2 separate regions of the Homo sapiens genome follow, and region 1 is linked to region 2. Evidence: read pairs that join two places in POLR2A ChIA-PET (ENCODE). Cell type or tissue: CD4-positive, alpha-beta T cell. All regions are shown on one strand. Each heading gives the region's core, and the rest is flanking DNA. Links, peaks and the distances in the headings are about the cores only.

Evidence for each region. ChIA-PET counts read pairs that join two places held together with the same protein. Peaks named below come from ENCODE experiments on the same cell type or tissue, not always from the same donor. Only the 100,000 strongest peaks of a DNase experiment are listed, where the experiment ranks them.
Region 1: POLR2A ChIA-PET joins it to region 2 with 12 read pairs; 5 of 35 experiments call an interaction of 5 or more read pairs at or near these places.

The regions. Positions count from the first base shown.
Region 1 is chr7:44,858,184-44,868,176 of GRCh38, forward strand. No RefSeq gene overlaps it. Among named protein-coding and RNA genes, the nearest start is that of H2AZ2-DT, 15 kb to the left of the region's middle. In CD4-positive, alpha-beta T cell, for the core only: no CTCF peak of the experiment used is centred there; no DNase peak of the experiment used is centred there.
Region 2 is chr7:44,610,231-44,620,223 of GRCh38, forward strand. The region is part of intron 1 of OGDH (oxoglutarate dehydrogenase); the gene reads left to right. Among named protein-coding and RNA genes, the nearest start is that of OGDH, 8.6 kb to the left of the region's middle. In CD4-positive, alpha-beta T cell, for the core only: no CTCF peak of the experiment used is centred there; DNase peaks (open chromatin) are centred at 5,091, 7,165, 7,547 and 8,661; H3K27ac peaks cover 3,022 bases.

The sequences.
Region 1 (9,993 bases), core at 615-8,614, 250 kb after region 2:
TATCTCATGGCCTCTTTTACTTTATTTTATATTCTCATTTATTTTGCCCCATTTTCAACTGGGTATGTTGAAGTAAATTTAAAGTAAATTGGCAACAAATGTTTTTACAAGAAAATTGTTTCTTTAAAAAAAACTTGGGTCACTAGAATTTGTACAATGTGCATGCATTACCTATTTTATCCACTAGCAATGCACAAATGGAAAATGAAACTTTTTTTTTCTCTTGCAGAAATGTAACTTGTATATATTTTTTTCCTTTTTTTTTTTGAGCCAGAGTCTCACTGTGTCGCCCAGGCTGGAGTACAGTGGCAGGATCTTAGTTCACTGCAACCCCTGCCTCCCATGTTCAAGCGATTCTCCTGCCTCAGCCTCCTGAGTAACTGGAACTACAGGTACCCGCCACCATGCCTAGCTAATTTTTTTGTATTTTTAGTAGAGACGGGGTTTTGCCATGTTGGCCAGGCTGGTCTCAAACTCCTGACCTCAAGTGATCCGCCCGCCTTGGCCTCCCAAAGTGCTGGGATTACAGGCGTGAGCCACCCCACCCAGCCTGTTTCATCAAATTTATATGCTACAAAATAGTAAGCCCTCTCAATTTCACTCCATTCCAGTACAGAATATAATGGGTTTTTTTTGTTTTGTTTTTTGTTTTTTTTTGAGACAGAGTCTTACTCTGTCACCCAGGCTGTAGTGCAGTGGCTGCCATTTCAGCTCATTGCAACCTCTGCCTCTCAGGGTCAAGTGATTCTCCTCCCTCAGCCTCCAGAGTAGCTGGGATTACAGGCATGCGCCACCACACCCAGATAATTTTTGTACTTTTAGGAGAGACGAGGTTTCGCCATGTTAGCCAGGCTGTCTCAAATTCCTGACCTCACGTGATCTGCCAGCCTCAGCCTCCCAAAGTGCGGGGATTACAGGCATGAACCACCACGCCTGGCCAGAATATACATTTATCCAATTAAAAATGGAAGTTCATTGCTTCGAGAGGCTGAGGTGGGAGGATTGCTTGAACCCAGGAGTTCAAGACCAGCCTGGGCAACATAGCGAAACCCCATCTCTACAATAAATACAAAAAGTTAGCTGGGTGTGGTGGTGGTCCCTGCCTATAGTCCCAGCTACCCTGGAGGCTGAGGTGGGAAAATCACCTGAGCCTAGGAGGTTGAGGCTGCAGTGAGCCAAGATCGTGCCACTGCACCCCTGCCTGGTGACAGAGTAAGACCTGTCTCAAAAAAAAAAAAAAAAAAAAGTTGCATTACAAGATTTTTTCCATAAGCCAAGGTATTTCAGAGTGATTTATCATTATTTTTTCAAGCTTTCCCTGCTAGGGATCAAGTCTAATGTCTTCCTGTTTGCAAGTATTGCTCTCAACACTTTGCAACTTAGTAAGGGCTCATAAACCGAAGTTTCTTTCTTTCCTTTTTTTTTTTTCTTTTAGATGGAGTCTCACTCTGTCACCCAGGCTGAAGTGCAGTGGCATGGTATCAGCTCACGGCAACCTCCACCTCCCAGGTTGAAGCAATTCTCCTGCCTCAGCCTCCTGAGTAGCTGGAATTACAGGTGCCTGCCACTGTGCCTGGCTAATTTTTGTATTTTTAAGAAAGACTGGGTTTCACTATGTTGGCCAGGCTGGTCTTGAACTCCTGACCTCAAGTAATCTGCCTGCCTTGGCCTCCTGAAGTGCTGGGATTACAAGCCTGAGCCACTGCTCCCGGCCTGAAGTTTCTTTCTTTTTTTTTTTTTCAGAGTCGGAGTCTCACTCTGTCACCCAGGCTGGAGTGCAATGTTTCAATCTCAGCTCACTCCAACCTCCACCTCCTGGGTTCAAGCAATTCTCCTGCCTCAGCCTCCCAAGTAGCTGGGATTACAGACACCCACCACCATGCCCAGCTAATTTTTGTATTTTTAGTAGAGGCAAGGTTTCACCATATTGGCCAGGCTGGTCTCTTGACCAGGCTGGTCTCGAACTCCTGACCTCGTGATCCACCTGCCGTGGCCTCTCAAAGTGCTTGGGATCACAGGCATGAGCCACCGTGCCTGGCCGAAGTTTCTTATCATTCTATTCATTCAATGCTCAGATGAAAGGTTCCCAATTGATTTTAAATAAAATACTATCAGCTGGGCGCAAGTGGCTCATCTGAGGTCAGGAGTTGGAGACCAGCCTGGCCAACATGGTGAAACCTCATCTCTACTAAAAATACAAAAAATTAGCTGGGCGTTGTGGTGGACGTCTCCAATCCCAGCTACTCAGGAGGCTGAGGCAGGAGAATCGCTTGAACCCGGGAGGCGGAGGTTGCAGTGAGCTGAGATCACACCCTTGGACTCCAGCCTGGGCAACAAGAGTGAAACTCCTTAATCAATCAATCAATCAATCAATAAAATACTACCAAAATTTAGAGGCTTCATTTATCAAAAATTTCAGTATAGGATAGGTTGATTTTCAAAGGCTTAAACATTTCTAAAAAGGATGATGGGCAAAACCTGCCATGCTGAAGTGCTTTTTAAAAATTTATTTATTTTTATTATTATTTTTTTTTGAGACAGGGTCTCTCTCTGTTGCCCAGGCTGGAGTGCAGTGGTGCAATCATAGCTCTCTGCTGCCTTGAAGTCCTGGGCTCACATGATTCTCCTGCCTAAGCCTCCCAATTAGCTAGGACTACAGATGCCTGCCACAATGCTAGCTAATTACAAAAAAATTTCTTTTATATAGATGAAGTCTTGCTATGTTGCCCAGGCAGGCTGGCCTCAAGCGTTCCTCCCAGTTAAGCCTCCCAAAGTGCTGAGATTGCAGGTGTGAGCCGAAGTGCTTTTTAGATTCAACATCTACTTTATCACAGCAATTTTGTAGGTTAGTTACTCAAAACTTGTTAAAATTTGGCTACTACATCTTCTATTTTAGTTGGTAAAATAAAACAGCTTGCTTGGACATTATTATGAATTATATGTACACTACATCCAATTCCAAGTACATTTATCCTCCATTGATTTCCTAATTCATTAAATACATTTTTGTATTACCATGATCTGCTCCACCCAACTTTGTATTATCACAAATACAATTTTAATTGTTGAACTTAAAAAAAATTTTTTTTAAGTTCCTGGGTACATGTGCAGAATGTGCAGGTTTGTTGCATAGATAAACATGTGCCATGATGGTTTGCTGCACAAATCAACCCATAGCCTAGGTATTAAGGCCAGCATGCATTAGATCTTTTTCCTAATGCTTTCCGTCCCTGCAATGCTTCCCCGACACGTTCCAGAATTGTTGGACTTTTAAACTAATTTCATAGTAACATTAAAATATCAGATTGTTTTACTTCAACACTGATTAAAAGAATTGAGTGAAAAATTTGAAACTTACCAGAATTAATGAAGTCAATTTTTCTATTTGAACCTGAATATGTTACTGATAAAACTGGCATCACATAACTGGAAGTTCTATGTAGTAACATATATCTAGTCTAGTCTGCATATTAAGAGCCGTGGCTTCACTTTTTGTATGGGCATAAGAAAACTCTGAATTGAAGATGAGAAGATGAGTGAAATTAATTAAAAACAGTCAATTTATTTAAGTAAAAAGTCTTGCTTCACAGAGTGATTTGTAAGTGTACCTTCTGTATTAATTGTATTAATTAAATCATTGTCTCTGGGTAATTTTTTTTTTTTTGAGACAGAGTTTTGCTCTGTCACCCAGGCTGGAGTGCAGTGGCACAATCTCAGCTCACTCAATGTCTGCCTCCTGGGTTCAAGTGGTTCTCCCGCCTCAGCCTCCCAAATAGCTGGGATTACAGGCACCCGCCACTATGCCCAGGTAATTTTTGTATTTTTAGTAGAGATGGGATTTCACCATGTTGGCCAGGCTAGTCTTGAACTCCTGACCTCAAGTGATCCACCCGCCTCAGCCTCCCAAAGTGCTGGGATTACAGACATGAGTCACTGTGCCTGGCCTCTGGGTAATGTTTATTTAAGATAATTGCTAAATTTTGAAGTAGATGCAGAAACTTCTACAGAAAATTTATGTCTACTGGATTTCCTGTGGTTATTGATCTTTTTATTTTTTGAGACAGAATCTCGCCCTGTCACCCAAGCTGGATTGCAGTGGCGTGATCTTGGCTTACTGCAACCTCTGCCTCCTGGGCTCAAGTGATTCTCCTGCCTCAGCCTCCTGAGCAGCTGGGATTACAGGCGCCTGCCACCACACCTAGCTAATTTTTGTATTTTTAGTATAGATGGGTTTTCACCATGTTGGCCAGGCTGGTCTTGAATTCCTGACCTCAAGTGATCCACCAGCCTTGGCTTCCCAAAGTGCTGGGATTACAGGTGTAAGCCACCACGCCCAGCCTGGTTATTGATCTTGATATGGCATTGATAGTAAATGTCAACAAAAAATTTGTGCAGGTTATACACAGAAATGGAAATTCAGTATTCACTTAGGTATTTTTTTAGACACCTTTTAAGCTCATTATTGAAGAAAGGGCTTATTGCAAAATAAAAAAATTATCAAATAACAAATATAGATTTCTACCATACAATAAGTGGTAAAATAGTTGTAGCAAGAACGTTTAGAATTCTCTCTGTACATGGTTCATACATCACTAGCCTATCATTTATTACTGATCCCAGATAGCAGCCTGAAAAACTTCTCCAACCACCACAACTACAGAAGGAATGAGCTCTTCCCAGCCACTCCAAGTGCACTGTTTTGTCAGCAAGTGCTGTCCATGCTGACTTGAGAGGAAAATGTTATATTGAGTTTGGGAGGGTCAAGCACAGGGACGTCATTGCTGGTCTTTTTTCAAATTTAACCAGGTGTTCAAGCGAGAACTCTGTTCATTGAGCACAATACTAGACCATGACAAGCTAGGAATACAAAGTAGAGGTCTAGTAAGCTAATCCCTGCTTATTCTAGTAAAAGTAAAAATCATATTACCTTGTAAAGACTGAAAAATCTGGGACAAATGCTAAACTGATGGCATACTGAGACAACAGACAAAATGGGACTGTCCAAGGCAAATGCTACTCATGGTAACGAAGAGGATGGATAGAGACAGAGTTAGGATCAAGATTTCTCAATCTCCATTTTATGTTATTTCAATTATTATTTATTATTTTATTTTATATTTTATTTATTATTTTTTTGGAGACAGAGTCCCACTCTGTTGCCCAGGGTGGAGTGCAGTGGTACGATCTCTGCTCACTGCAACCTCTGCCTCCTGGGTTCCAGCAATTCTCCCACCTCAGCCTCCTGAATAGCTGGGATTATAGGCACCTGCCACCATGCCCAGCTACTTTTAAAAAAATTTTTAGTAGAGATGGGTTTTGCCATGTTGGCCATGCTGGTCTTGAACTCCTGACCTCAAGTGATCCACCTGCCTCAGCCTCCCAAAGTGTTTGGATTGCAGGTGTGAGCCATCGTGCCTGACCTGTTATTTCAATTTTGAACCATGCAAATGTATTATCTATTTTAAAGTTAGACTAAAAAAAGAAAAAAAGACATAGAATAGTGTATAGAATGCCAACATCTGTGGGCATCTGTTTATATAAAAAAAAAGACCTACTTATTTATAATTTACTTTATTTATTTATTTTTTTGAGATGGAGTCTTACTCTGTCACCCAGTCTGGAGTGCAGTGGCGCAATCTCAGCTCACTGCAACCTCTAGTCTCCTGGGTTCAAGTGATCGCCCTGCTTCAGGCTCCCAAGTAGCTAGGACTACAGGCATGTGCCACCATGCCTGGCTAATTTTTTTTTTTTTTCGTAGAGATAGGGTTTTACCATATTAGCCTGGTCTTCAACTCCTGAGCTCAGGTAATCCACCTGCCTCAGCCTCCCAAATTGCTGGGATTACAGGTATAATTTACTCTTTTTAAACTAGCAGTCTCCAATGTTTTTGGCACCAGGGACCGATTTCATGGAAGACAAATTTTCCATGTCCTAGGCGGGGGGATGGTTTGGGGATGATTCAAACGCATTACATTTATTGTGCAATTTATTATTATTACATTGTGATATATAATGAAATAATTGTACAATTCATCATAATGTAGAGTCAGTGGGAGCCCTGAGCTTGTTTTCCTGCAATTAGACAGTCCCATCTCAGGGAGGATGGAAGACAGTGACAGATCATCAGGCATTAGATTCTCATACAGAGCACACAACCTAGATCCATTGAATGCAAAGTTCACAATAGGGTTTGTGCTCCTATGAGAATCTAATGCCACTGTTGATCTGACAGGAGGTGGAACCAGTGGGAACTCAGGCAGTAATGTTCACTCGTTGGCTGCTTACTTTCTGTTATAGGCCAAGGACCCAGTACTGGTCTGTGGCCCAGGAATTGGGGAACCCTGTTTTTAGTTTTGTTTTGTTTTTTGAGACGGAGGCTTGCTGTGTCACGCTGGAATGCAGTGGTGCGATGTCAACTCACTGCAACTTCTGCCTCCTGGGTTCAAGCGATTCTCCTGCCTCAGCCTCCTGAGTAGCTGGGACTACAGGCACACACCACCATGCCCAGCTAATTTTCGTATTTTTAGTAGAGACAGAGTTTCACCATGTTGGCCAGGATGGTCTCAATCTTGTGACCTTGTGATCTGCCCTCCTCGGCCTCCCAAAGTGCTGGGATTACAGGCATGAGCCACTGTGCCCAGCCGGGAACACTGTTTTAAACAATATTCTGAGGCTCTTCATATTTTACTTGTAGTCAGTGAAGAGAAGATCTAAAAATAAGGAAATGCCTTTGTCATTCCAAGTACAAAATTTCTTAGCTTGCCATAAATGAAGAGGGTTAGAATATAAGTCCTCACTTAATGTCATTGATAGGTTCTTGGAAATGGAACTTTAAGTTAAATTGGTTTTTAACAAAACCAATTTTATCATAGGCTTGTGAAAGTTAGAGATACCAGGAAGAAATCACTTTTCTCAGACCCAGGCAAAGTAGGACCAGGAAGGTCTGAAGGAGAGGAGGCTCATGCTTGCATATCTGAAATAAGAACTGTTTCCAAGGACTTTCTAAAAATCCTTTCATATCCTTCACAAATCTCCTGCTTTGATAAGGTTTATCACTAGACATTCTTTAGGATTTCAGTAATTCGGTTAAGATGTTCTTGAAAGAACACTTGCATCTCCACCAAGGAACTGACAACTCTGGCTTTGAACCTCTGGAAGTGATGAACTCTGTTTCCAAGCAGCTTATGTAATCTCTTTTTGCTAATAAAAGCTCCCCTCACCCTTCCCTCACTAAATGCACTTGTAGCTTGCCATTTCATGCACTCTAGATTTCTTTCTTTTCTTTTTTTTTTTTTTTTTTGAGACAGAGTCTCACTCTGTCGCCCAGGCTGGACTGCAGTGGCGCGATCTTGGCTGACTGCAATCTCTGCCTCCCAGATTCAAGCGATTCTCCTACCTCAGCCTCCCAAGTAGCTGGGATTACAGGCGCATGCCACCATGCCTGGCTAATTTTTTTTTGTATTTTTAGTAGAGACGGGGTTTCGCTATGTTGGCCAGGCTGATCTCGAACTCCTGACCTCAGGTGATCTGCCCACCTCAGCCTTTCAAAGTGGTGGGATTACAGATGTGAGCCACTGCGCCCAGCTGCACTCTAGATTATAATCCTTATTTCTATTCCAGAGTAAACCCAACACCCAACATATTTAGAGTTAATTTTTTTCTAGTGTCTTTTTTTTTCAGGTTGACAGGGTAATTGATATAAACAAGAGTTAAGTTCCTACAGCATATTTCTGGTCACAAAAACATTACCAAACTTCTAAATAAAGACCCAAAAAGCTTCTAATATTAAACATTGAAATAAATTTGAGCTATACATACATTTAAGAAAGATTAATAAAAACAGGCTGGACACGGTGGCTCACGCCTGTAATCCTAGCACTTTGGGAGGCCAAGGTGGGCAGATCACCTGAGGTCAGGAGTTCAAAACCAGCCTGACCAACATGGTGAAACCCAGTCTGTACTAAACATACAAAAAAAATTAGCTGGGCATGGTGGCGCACACCTGTAGTCCCAGCTATGCAGGAAGCTGAGGCAAGAGAATTGCTTGAATCTGGGAGGTGGAGGTTGCAGTGAGCTGAGATTATGCCACTGCACTCCAGCCTGGATGACAGAGTGAGACTCCATCTCAAAAAAAAAAAAAAAAAAAAGATTAATAAAAACAAGTAGGATAATTATTTGCCTCATTTTTGGTGAATGAATGAGTGATGACTGTCACAGTGGGGTGGGTTAAATTAAGGAATAAATGTTTATAAAGCAAAATTTGTAAGGAATGGCCTCTGCTACCACACAGTTAAAAAACAATCACACATTTGGCAGGCTCACTGAGCAATTTCATTCCTCATTGTTCATTGCCTATTGTCATGCATTTGTATAATTATCATATTCTTTACCAATTTTTATTTTATAATAATTTGTATTCATTTATCCATACATTGATTTTCTAACCCATTTATTCCAGTTCAGGGTTGTGGGTGGCTGGAGCCTATCCTGGCAGTTGAGGGTACAAGGTGGGAGCCAATCCTGGACTGAATGCTATTCTACACACGGCACATGAACTCAGACTGGGACACTTTAGACATGCCAATGAACCTAACCTGCACATCGTTGGGATGTGGGAGGAGACCAGAGTACCCAGAGAAAACCCACACAGTCATGGAGAGAAGGTGCTCTAGAACACACCCCAGCAATGATGTCAGGCGTAGCCTCAGAGGGTGGATGGGAGCAGCTTGCAGGGAAATTGAGAGAGCTGGCTCCACTCCCAAGCCCCCCTTCTTTTGAGACAGGGTCTCATTCTGTTGACGAGGCTGGAGTGCAGTGGTATCATCATGGCTCACTGCAGGCTTGATCTCCCAGGGTTGGGTGATCCTCCCACCTCAGCCTTCCAAGTAGCTGGGACTACAGGCACATGGCACCATGCCTGGCTAATTTTTTATATTTTTTAATAGAGGTGAGGTCTCACCATGTTGCCCAGGCTAGTCTTGAACTCCTGAACTCAAACGATCCACCCACTTCAGCATCCCAGAGTGCTGGGATCAGGAGCCACCTGCCTGGCCCTGGCTCCCTTAAAGTGTGACCTTTGAAGGCAAAATGGTAGGTACAATATAAAACACTGCAACAAACCCTGATAATTCCCACGCTTGTTTCTATCCTAAGTCTTGCCCACAAAAGAGAAAACCTATAGCTGACAAAGGTTTGGGAGAGTTCAGCAGGTGTAATCAAAATAGAGTTTGCAGTCCCCACCAGAAAAGATGTGGTGTCAGATGAGGAGCAGATAAATGAGAGCACTGCTCTGATGAGTCACTTGCCTAAGTGATGTCACCAGCTGGGTTTTCACTGCCAGAAAATCAGCAGCTGCTGGACTAGAACATTCCACATCGCTGACAACAGCTCTTCTTCCTTCAGAAGTTTGTTTTCTGCCATTCTGCCAGAACACCTAGCATGCTTTCTCTTTTTATGTTATTTATACTAGAAGGTGAGGAACCTGCCTTTATGTTCTGAACTATGCATGATAGAGGACCCAATTAAAAAAAAAAAAACTCTTTCAGAATTCCAAGCCAAAGCTTCAAGGCCAGAAGCAGCTAGATGTAAATAAGGGCAGGGATTTTTTTATGCAGAGAAACAACTCACTTAAGGTCATACAACAAGCCAGTAAAGACAATACATTTTCTTATTCTTAAACTTAGCCATCATCTCATAAGGCCAATTGGATCCCAGTACTCCTTCATCCAGTGAATTATCAGCAGAGAATCACTTCATTTAGTGACTTGTTCATTTTATTTATTTATTTTTTTTGAGACGGAGTCTAGCTCTGTCACCTCGCCCAGGCTGGAGTGCAGCAGTGCGAATCTCGGCTCACTGCAGCCTCCACCTCCAAGGTTCAAGCAATTCTCCCGCTTCAGCCTCCCGAGTAGCTGGGATTACAGGTGCGTTCCGCCACACCTGGCTAATTTTTGTATTTTTAGTAGAGATGGGGTTTCACCATGTTGGCCAGGC
Region 2 (9,993 bases), core at 1,241-9,240:
TGCTTTGTTGGATATGTAGTTTGCAGATATTTTCTCCTAGTCAGCAGCATGTCTTTTCATCTTGGTTTTTTTTTTGTTTGTTTGTTTGTTTTGTTTTTGAGATGGAGTCTCGTTCTGTCCCCCAGGCTGGAGTGCAGTGGCGTAATCTCTACAACCTCTGCCTCCCAGGTTCAAGCGATTCTTCCGCCTCAGCCTCCTGAGTAGCTGGGATTACAGGCGCTTGCCACCACACCTGGCTAATTTTTGTATTTTTAGTAGAGACGGGGTTTCACCGTGTTGGTCAGGCTGGTCTCGAACTCCTGACCTCGCGATCTGTCCACCTCAGCCTCCCAGAGTGCTGGGATTACAGGCGTGAGCCACTGCTCCTAGCCCTTTTCATCTTTTTGTTTGTTTGTTTGTTTGAGACGGAGTCTTGCTCTGTTGCCCAGGCTGGAGTGCAGTGGTGCAATCTTGGCTCACTGCAACCTCCACCTCCCCGGTTCAAGCCTTTCTCAGCCTCCCAAGTAGCTGGGACTACAGCCGCGTGCCACCACGCCCGGCTAATTCTTTTGTATTTTTAGTAGAGACGGGCTTTTACTGTGTTAGCCAGGATGGTCTGGATCTCCTGACCTCGTGATCGACACCCCCTTGGCCTCCCAAAGTGCTGGGATTACAGGCGTGAGCCACCGCGCTCAGCCCCTTTTCATCTTCTTAACGGGGTCTTTTGCAAAGCAAAAGTTTATAATTTTGATGAGGTCTGGTTTACCAATTTTATCTTTTGTTAGATTGCTTTTGGTGTTGAGTTGAAGAACTCTTTGCCTAGCCCAAATTCCTGAAGATTTTATCATATGTATTTTTCTAAATTTTTTTTTTTTTTTTTTTGGAGACACGGTCTTACTCTGTCACCCCAGGCTGGAGTGCAGTGGCATGATCACAGCTCACCGCAGCCTCAACCTCCTGGGCTCAGGTGATCCGGTGATCCTCACACCTCAGCCTCCTGAGTAGCTAAGAGTACCGGAGTCTGCACCATGCCTGGCTAATTTTTGTATTTTTTGTTTTTTGGTTTTTTGAGACGGAGTCTCGCTCTGTCGCCCAGGCTGGAGTGCTGGAGTGCAGTGGCACGATCTCAGCTCACTGCAACCTCCGCCTTCCGGGTTCATGCCATTCTCCCACCTCAGCCTCCTGAGTAGCTGGGACTACAGGTGCCCGCCACCATGCCCGGCTAATTTTTTTTTTTTGTATTTTTTAGTAGAGACGGGGTTTCACTGTGTTACCCAGGATGGTCTCGATCTCCTGACCTCGTGATCCCCCCCGCCTCGGCCTCCCAAAGTGCTGGGATTACAGGCGTGAGCCACCGTGCCTGGCCTAATTTTTGTATTTTTTGTAGGGACGGGTTTTGCCATGTTGCCCAGACTGGTCTCAAACTCCTGGGGTCAAGCAATCCTCCCACCTTGGCTTCCTGAAGTGCCAGGATTACAGGCGTGAGCCACTGCGCCTGGCCACTTTTATAAAATTTTTAAATTTTACATTTAAATCTATGATTCATTTAGACTTAATTTCTTTTTTCTTTTTTTTTTTATGTTTTCACTTTATGGTACTTTTTGATGAACAGTTTTTAATTTTAATGTAATTGATATAAATTTAGTCTTGTGGCCAGCTTTTTTTGAGTCCTAAAGACTCAAGATCAAATAGATATTCTAAAAGTTTTAATGTTTTTTTTTATTATTATGCTTTAAGTTCTGGGGTACATGTGCACAACATGCAGGTTTGTTACATATGTATACATGTGCCATGTTGGTGTGCTGCACCCATTAACTCGTCATTTACATTAGGTATATCCATTTGGAGTTAATTTCTGTATGTGGTTTAAAGTTTGAGTGTTTTTTGGTTTTTGTGGGGGGTTTTTGCTTATGAATATCTAACCAGCACCGTTTGTTTGAGAAGACTGTTTTTCTTCCATTGAATTGCTTTTGCACTTTCGTCAGAAATCACTTGGCTGTACTTGTGTGACTCTGTTTCTGATTCTCTGTTGCATTCCATTGATCTTTGTGTCTATCCCATCACCAATACCGAGAGTTTTTATTATTGTAGCTCATAAGAAGTCTCAAAATCGGATAGATTGATTTCTCTCACTTCTTTTTCAAAATTGTTTCAGCTAATCTAGTTCTTTTGCCTTTCTTTTTTTTTTCTTGTGACGGAGTCTTACTCTGTTGCCCAGGCTGGAGTGCAATGGGCATGATCTCGGCTCACTGCAACCTCTGCATCCTGGGTTCAAGCGATTCTCCTGCCTCAGACCCCCGAGTAGGTGGGACTACAGGCATGCACCACCACACCCTGCTAATTTTTTTTATTTTTAGTAGAGATGGGGTTTCACCATGTTGGCCAGGCTGGTCTTGAACTCCTGATCTCATGATCCACTCGCCTCGGCCTCCCAAAGTGCTAGGATTACAGGCGTGAGCCACCACGCCTGGCCACCTTTCTTCATTATACTTATTTATTATTTTTGAGGCAGGGTCTTACTCTGTCACCCAGGCTGGAGTAGAGTGGCATTATCACAGCTCACTGCAGCCTCTACTTCCAGGCTCAAGCAATCTTGCTACTTCAGCCTCCTGAGTAGCTGGGACTGCAGGCACGTACCACCACGCCTGGCTGTTTTTTTTCTTTTCTTTTCTTTTCTTTTCTTTTTTTTGAGACGGAGTGTCACTCTGTCGCCCAGGCTGGAGTGCAGTGGCGCGATCTCGGCTCACTGCAACCTCCGCCTCCTGGGTTCAAGCAATTCTCCTGCCTCAGCCTCCTGAGTAGCTGGGACTACAGGCACGTGCCACCAACGTAATTTTTTTGTATTTTTAGTAGAGACAGGGTTTCACCATGTTAGCCAGGATGGTCTCGATCTCCTGACCTCGTGATCCACTTGCCTCTGCCTCCCAAAGTGCTGGGATTACAGGCATGAGCCACTGCGCCTGGCTTGTTTTTGTTTTTGTTTTTTGAGACAGTCTCACTTTGTCGCCCAGGCTGGAATGCAGTGTTGTGATCTCGGCTCACTGCAACCTCTGCCTCCCAGATTCATGTTATTCTCTCACCTCGGCCTCCTGAGTAACTGGGACTATAGGCACCCGCCACCACACCTGGCTGTTTTGTTTGTTTGTTTATTTGTTTGTTTGTTTGTTTTGAGACGGAGTCTCACTCTGTCACCCAGGCTGGAGTGCAGTGATGCGATCTTGGCTCACCGCAAGCTCTGCCACCCAGGTTCACGCCATTCTTCTGCTCAGTCTCCCGAGTAGCTGGGACTATAGGCGCCCACCACCATGCCTGGCTAATTTTTTGTATTTTTAGTAGAGATGGGGTTTCACCGTGTTAGCCAGGATGGTCTCAATCTCCTGGCCTCGTGATCCACCCGTCTCGGCCTCCCAAAGTGCTGGGATTACAGGCGTGAGCCACCACGCCCGGCTATAATTTTTATATTTTTAGTCGAGATGGGGTTTCACCATGTTGGCCAGGCCGTTCTCAAACTCCTGACCTCAAGTCATCTGCCCACATCGGCCTCCCAAAGTGCTGGGATAACAGGTGTGAGCCACTGGGCCCAGCCACCTGGCTTTTTTTTTTTTTTTTTTTTGAAGATGGCATTTTGCTGTTGTTGCACAGGCTGGAGTGCCATGGCGTGATCTCAGCTCACTGCAACCTCCACCTCTCAGGTTCAAGTGATTCTCCTGCCTCAGCCTCCCGAGTAGCTGGGATTACAGGTATGTGCTGCCACTCCCAGCTAATTTTGTATTTTTAGTTGAGACGGGGTTTCTCCATGTTGGTCAGGCTGGTCTGAAACTCCCAAACTCGGGCCATCCGCTCGCCTCGGCCTCCCAAAGTGCTGGGATTACAGGCATGAGCCACGGCACCTGGCCTAGCTGTCTTTTTAAAATTTTTATTTTTTGTAGATATAGGGTCTTGCTCTGTTGCCAAGGCTGGTCTCAAACCCCTAGGCAAGCTATCCTTTCACCTCAGCCTCCCAAAGTGCTGGGATTACAGGCCTTTTTTTTTTTTTTTCTTGTGTATAATGCACCATTTCTCTCTGGCTGCCTTCAAGGTTTTGGTTTTTTTTGTTTTTTTTGTTTGTTTGTTTTTTGTATTGAGTTTTCTGAATTTGTTTATGATGTGTCTTGGTGTGCATTTATTTGGGTTTATTCTTCACGGGGTTCTTTATGCCTTTTGCCAGATTTGGGAGATTTGTAGCCATTATTTCTTTGAATGCTTTTCCAGCCCCTCCTTCTGCCTTCATCAGGGACTCCAATGACATTAATATTAGATCTTTTGTTATTTCCCTGAGGCCTTGTTCTGTCTTCAAGTTCACTGATTTCCTCTGTCTTTATTCTGCCCTTTAACCCATGCTAAAGCTTTTTTCTTTTGCTTAGTGCATTTTTCAGTTCTGAAATGTCTGTTTTGTTCTCTACATCTTCTCTTTGCTGAAACTTTATTTTTCATTTGTTTCAAGCATGTTCATAGTTGCTCGTGGAAGCATTTTGAGGATGCCTCTTTTAGAATCTTTGTCAGATAATTGTAAGTCTACGTCATCTTGGTATTGGTGTCTATAGATTGTCTTTTTTTGTTTGAAATTATCCCGGTTCTTTTGGTTCTTTTTTTTTTTTTTTTTTTTGAGATGAAGTCTCGCTCTGTCGCCCAGGCTGGAGTGCAGTGGCGCGATCTCAGCTCACTGCAACCTCCTGGGTTCAAGCGATTCTCCTGCCTCAGCCTCCCAAGTAGCTGGGATTACAGGCATGTGCCACCATGCCAGGCTAATTTTTGTATTTTTGTAAAGATAGGGCTTCACCATGTTGGCCAGGCTGGTCTTGAATTCCTGACCTCAAGTGATAACACCTACCTCAGCCTCCCAAAGTGCTGGGATTACAGGTATGAGCCACCATGCCCGGACAAGATTATCCTGGCCCTTGGTGTAAAGAGTGATCTTTGACTTGCAACCTGGACATTCTGGGTGTTATGTTATGGACTCTTGATCTTGTTTAAATCTCTAAGCAATGCAGGCTTCCTCTGCTGGGGCAGGGAGGGGCTGCTTCCTCACTGTTGCTGGTGCGGTGTCTGGGGGGAGGGATTCCTTGTTATTGCTGTATGACTGTAAGAGTTCCCCATTAGGCCTTGGTGACATCACCCTGCCTGGGAAGGGAGGGGTGCTGCTTCATTACTGCTGGATGGGATTGAAATCCAGACTCCCTACCTGGTCTCCACTATCTTATCAGGGAGTGAGTTGGAAGGGCTCATTATTCACCAGGTGGGGATGAAAGTCCCTGGTCCCTATTCTGACACCAGCTGAGTGGAGTGAGGATATTTCCTGTGGAATTTGGCCGCAGTAGAGCAATTGTTGTTTAAAACTTTAAAAGTTTTCCATCTTGCTGCTCTTTTCCTGGTCCTTTGGCTAGAGAGAACAGGTTTCTGTTTGTAGTTTTCTTTGTCTACACCTGTTGGCATTTCTGGGTTGTAGGCTTCTCGAGTACCCAGGTCTGAAACACATGAAGCATAAAGAAAATCAAGAACTCAGTGCTCGGCTGGGTGTGGTGGCTCATACCTGTAATCCTAGCACTTTGGGAGTCTGACACTTGAGGTCAGGAGTTCGAGGCCACCCTGGCCAACATGGCAAAACTGTCTCTATAAAAAATACAAAAATTAGCCAGGCATGGTGATGTGCGCCTGTAGTAGTCTCAGCTACTTGGGGGACTGAGGTGGGAGAATCACTTGAGCCTGGGAGGTCCAGGCTGCAGTGAGCCGAGATCACACCACTGCACTCCAGCCTGGGCAACAGAGCAAGACCCTGACAGAAAGAAAAAAAAAAAAAACCTCAATGCTCTTTCTTTGGGTCCTCTGGTTCCTAGCCAGTCTGCTTCCTTCTCTCCACCTTTCACAGTCTTGTTTTGTCTTAAATGTAACGCCTCATGTTTTTAGCTATATTTAGCAGGAAACACGTTTTATATATGCTTTAATGAGATGTTGAAAAATTGTCCTGCTTTCCATAAAGATTTAATAATTTACACTCTATCAATACCTTTTAAAAGTGCCTATTTATCTACACCCTCCCCAGTCAACCTGTTTATACCACATCAGTCATGGGCATCTCAGATGCTGTGGGGCCACGTCTCAGGGAAAGGGCAGAACAGTCTTCAGACCTATATACTGAAGCGTACTCAGGGATCTGATCAGGGAGGTGTCAGTCCCTACCAGTGGTGACCACCCATGATTGGTGAGCTAAATAGGCTTCTGTGCTAAATGATGGAGACAGCCTACTAATGTTTTGGAAGTTACCAGTTGACCGCCACTCCAAATTAGCTAATGTTTAGGTTTAAATATCTTGGAAACTTGAACTTTTTATATCACTAGTTTGCCTTTTTTCCTAGGCTACATATATATATGTATATATATATACACATGTTTATGTATATATACACATATATATACGTATATACGTATATATACACATATGTATATGTATATATATACACACATGTTTATGTATATATACACATATATACGTATATAAGTGTATATGTGTATATATATACACGTATATGTGTATATGCATATATATATGTGTATATATATGCATATATACGTATATATGTGTATATATACACATATACGTGTATATATATACACATATATATATACGTATATATATATGTATATATGTGAGCCGAGATCGCGCCACTGCACTCCATCCTGGACGACAGAGCGAGACTCCTTTCGGAGCTCTGGAGTCTCACTCTGTCGTCCAGGCTGGAGTGCAGTGGCGCGATCTCGGCTCACAGTAACCACCTCCCGGGTTCAAGCAATTCTCCTGCCTCAGCCTCCCAAGTAGCTGGACTACAGGCACCCGCCACAATGCACAGCTAATTTTTTTGTAGTTTTAGTAGAGGCGGGGTTTCAGCATGTTGGCCAGGCTGGTCTCAAACTCCTGATCTCAGGTGATCCACCCACCTCGACCTCCCAAAGTGCTGGGATTACAGGCATGAACCACCATACCCAACCATTTCTTTAGTCATAGATATACCTTCAAGTTTTCAAAGTGCTTTCATATTTGTGTTACAATTACAAAAAGACATTATGAGGGGGTTAGGAGTAATTACTGTCTCCACTTTATGGCCCAGGAAAGCTCACACAGTGACTTGGTGTCACGTGGTCTCTGTTGGCCCAGGAAAGCTCACACAGTGACTTGGTGTCACACGGTCTCTGTACCTGCAGGCTCAACAATTGTTTCCATCTAGCAATGAAAAAAAACTTTACAGTTTAAAAGTAATCCTCACTACTTCCCTCAGCTTATATGTAATGAGGTGTCACTAGTGAAAGATAATAAATTCTTTGAGATTCTCAGCCAATAAGGGAGAATTGATATCTGTACTCTGTACATGAGTTCTTTGTATTACTACTAAAACAAAAATAATTGCAGGCATGAGACAACAGCCATAGGTCTGTAGCAAATGTGTTCATGATTCATCAGAAGAATTGAGTCTGAAACTGAAAAAAAGAAAGTGGATGAGTTGTCCTTTAAAATGGTTGCCAGCTAACACTCATAGGGTTTAAGGATCATGTAATGATGTGTGGGTTTTTTTCCCTCAAAGACTTATTTACTGAGAAACAGCAGACTGTTTTTGCTAGGTCTTGCCTTTTTAATCACCCCCCTACCTAGCCAATGTCATATTGATAGGCGTCAGTAGTTGGTTTATTTCCCTCATTCTTTGTGCCCTGGGATAGGGTACCTCCTACCCAACTGGGGAAATTCGAGGCATAGACCTCGAAGGCTTCATATTTCAGACAGAACCCTATTTAAGTATATCGTTTCCTAAGGGCAGGGCGTTTAACACCTAAAAACTAATTTTCCTTTGGTTTTTACTTTTTTTCTTTGTACAACTTATTTTTCCCAAATGTATGTGTTTATTTTTGCATCTTGAAATTAATGGATTACAACTTGTATCATTTTTGTGTACAGTGATAAGTTCAGTTACATTTTTTCTTACACATTAAAAAAATAACTTTATTGAGACATAATTCACATACCATACAATTCACTCATTTAAATTGTAAGGTGAATGTTTTTCAGTATATTAGAGGGTTGTGACACCATCAGCACAATCTAGTTTTAGAGCATTTTCATCCTCTCCTCCCAAAAAGAAAGCCCTATGTCCATTGAGTTACTCCTCATCCTTCCCTCATTTCTCTGCCCCAGCCCCAGGCAACCACTAATCTACTTTCTCTCTGTATAGATTTGCCTATTCTGGAATGTGATATTATTATCGTATATGGGTTTTTGTCCATGATTCCTGGTTCCATAGTTCTTGTTATTTCCTAAGTAACTAAAATAAGCATGTATTTTGTTAAAGTATTTCTCCTTGGTTCCTGAAGTAGCTTCCAAACAGCTTCAGAGTGATAAAGGTGGAAGTCTTTTGTTACAATGTTGGGGTGCTTTAGGCCCCAGAAACAGGCCTGTGGCACTCCTTTCACCTGCTGCTTTTTCTCCCCAAGGGAGGCCATAGAAACTAAAAATATACTCTAATATTCCTCCACTGTTCTGTCTTGGAGCCGGCAATAAAGAAATTCTCTGACCTACCTTGTCTGATTGTAGGTCACAAGACACCCACTTCAGGAGTCCTGCCTCACACCCACAGGAAGGAATCCTGCACAGAGAGGCCAAGAAGAATCTGAACAAACAGGCCTGGCTGGGTTTCCCCACTCGGTCTGTTGGTATTAGATCATACCCTTTTTGCCTGATCACCTATCTACATGGTTATCTATGCTTCAGTCATGCATATCCAATGAAGTCTCCATAAAAGGCCCAAGAGGATGGGGTACGGAGAGCTTCTGGATAGCTGAACATGTGGAGATTCCTGGAGGGTGGCATGCCTGGGGAGGGTATGGAAGCCTCCTTACCCCATCCTACACCTTGACCTGTGCAACTCTTAATCCACATCCTATGTTATATTCTTTGAAAAAAACAGTAGATGTAAGTAAGTGTTTCCTGAAATTTATTGAACCAAAGGAGGGGGTCATGGGATCTCCAGTTTCTAGCTGGTTGGCCAGAAGTACAAGTAAGACAACTGGGGGCTTGCGATTGACATCGGAAGTAGGAGGCAGCCTTGTGGGATTGAGCCCTTGACCTGTGGTATCTGATGCTGTCTCCAGGTAGGTAGCAGCAGAATTGAATTGCTTATTGGTAGGGAGAATTCCCCACACATTTAGTCACAGAAATCTTCTGTGTTGGTTGTTGTGTGAGAGCAGAGGAATAGACTCATAATATGTCTTTTGCGTCTGCTGCTTTTTACTGAGCATAATGTTTTCAAGGTTCCTCCAGGTTGGAGCATGCACCAGCACTTCCTTAGTTTCATTGCAGAATGCTGTTATATTCTATAGATATAACACGTTTTGCTTATCCATTCGTCAGTGATGGACATTTGAGTTGTTTCTACTGTTGTTTCTACTGTTTCAACTGTTGTTGCTCATAGCAACAATAATGCTGCTATGAGCATTTGTGTACAAGTTTTTTTTGTGGACATACATTTTCATTTCTCTTGATTATATATCTAGGAGTGTAATTGCTGTGTTATATGGTGACTTTATGTGTTTATTGGCTGTTAGTATATCTTCTTTGGACAAATATCTATTCAAATCCTTTACCTATTTTTTGATTGGGTTGTCTTTTTACTGTTGCATTATGAGAGTTCTTTATATATTCTGTATATAAGTTCCTTATCAGATAATTGCAAATATTTTCTCCCATCTATATCATTTCTTTCTTAATAAGTTCTTTGAAGCACAAAAATTTTTTGTTTTGTTTTGTTTTGAGACAGAGTCTCGCTCTGTCACTCAGGCTGGAGTGCGGTGGTGCGATCTCAGCTCACTGCAACCTCTGTCTCCTGGGTTCAAGGGATTCTCCTGTCTCAGCCTCCCAAGCAGCTGGGACTACAGGCATGCATGACCATGCCCAGCTAATTTTTGTATTTTTAGTAGAAACGGCGTTTCGCCATG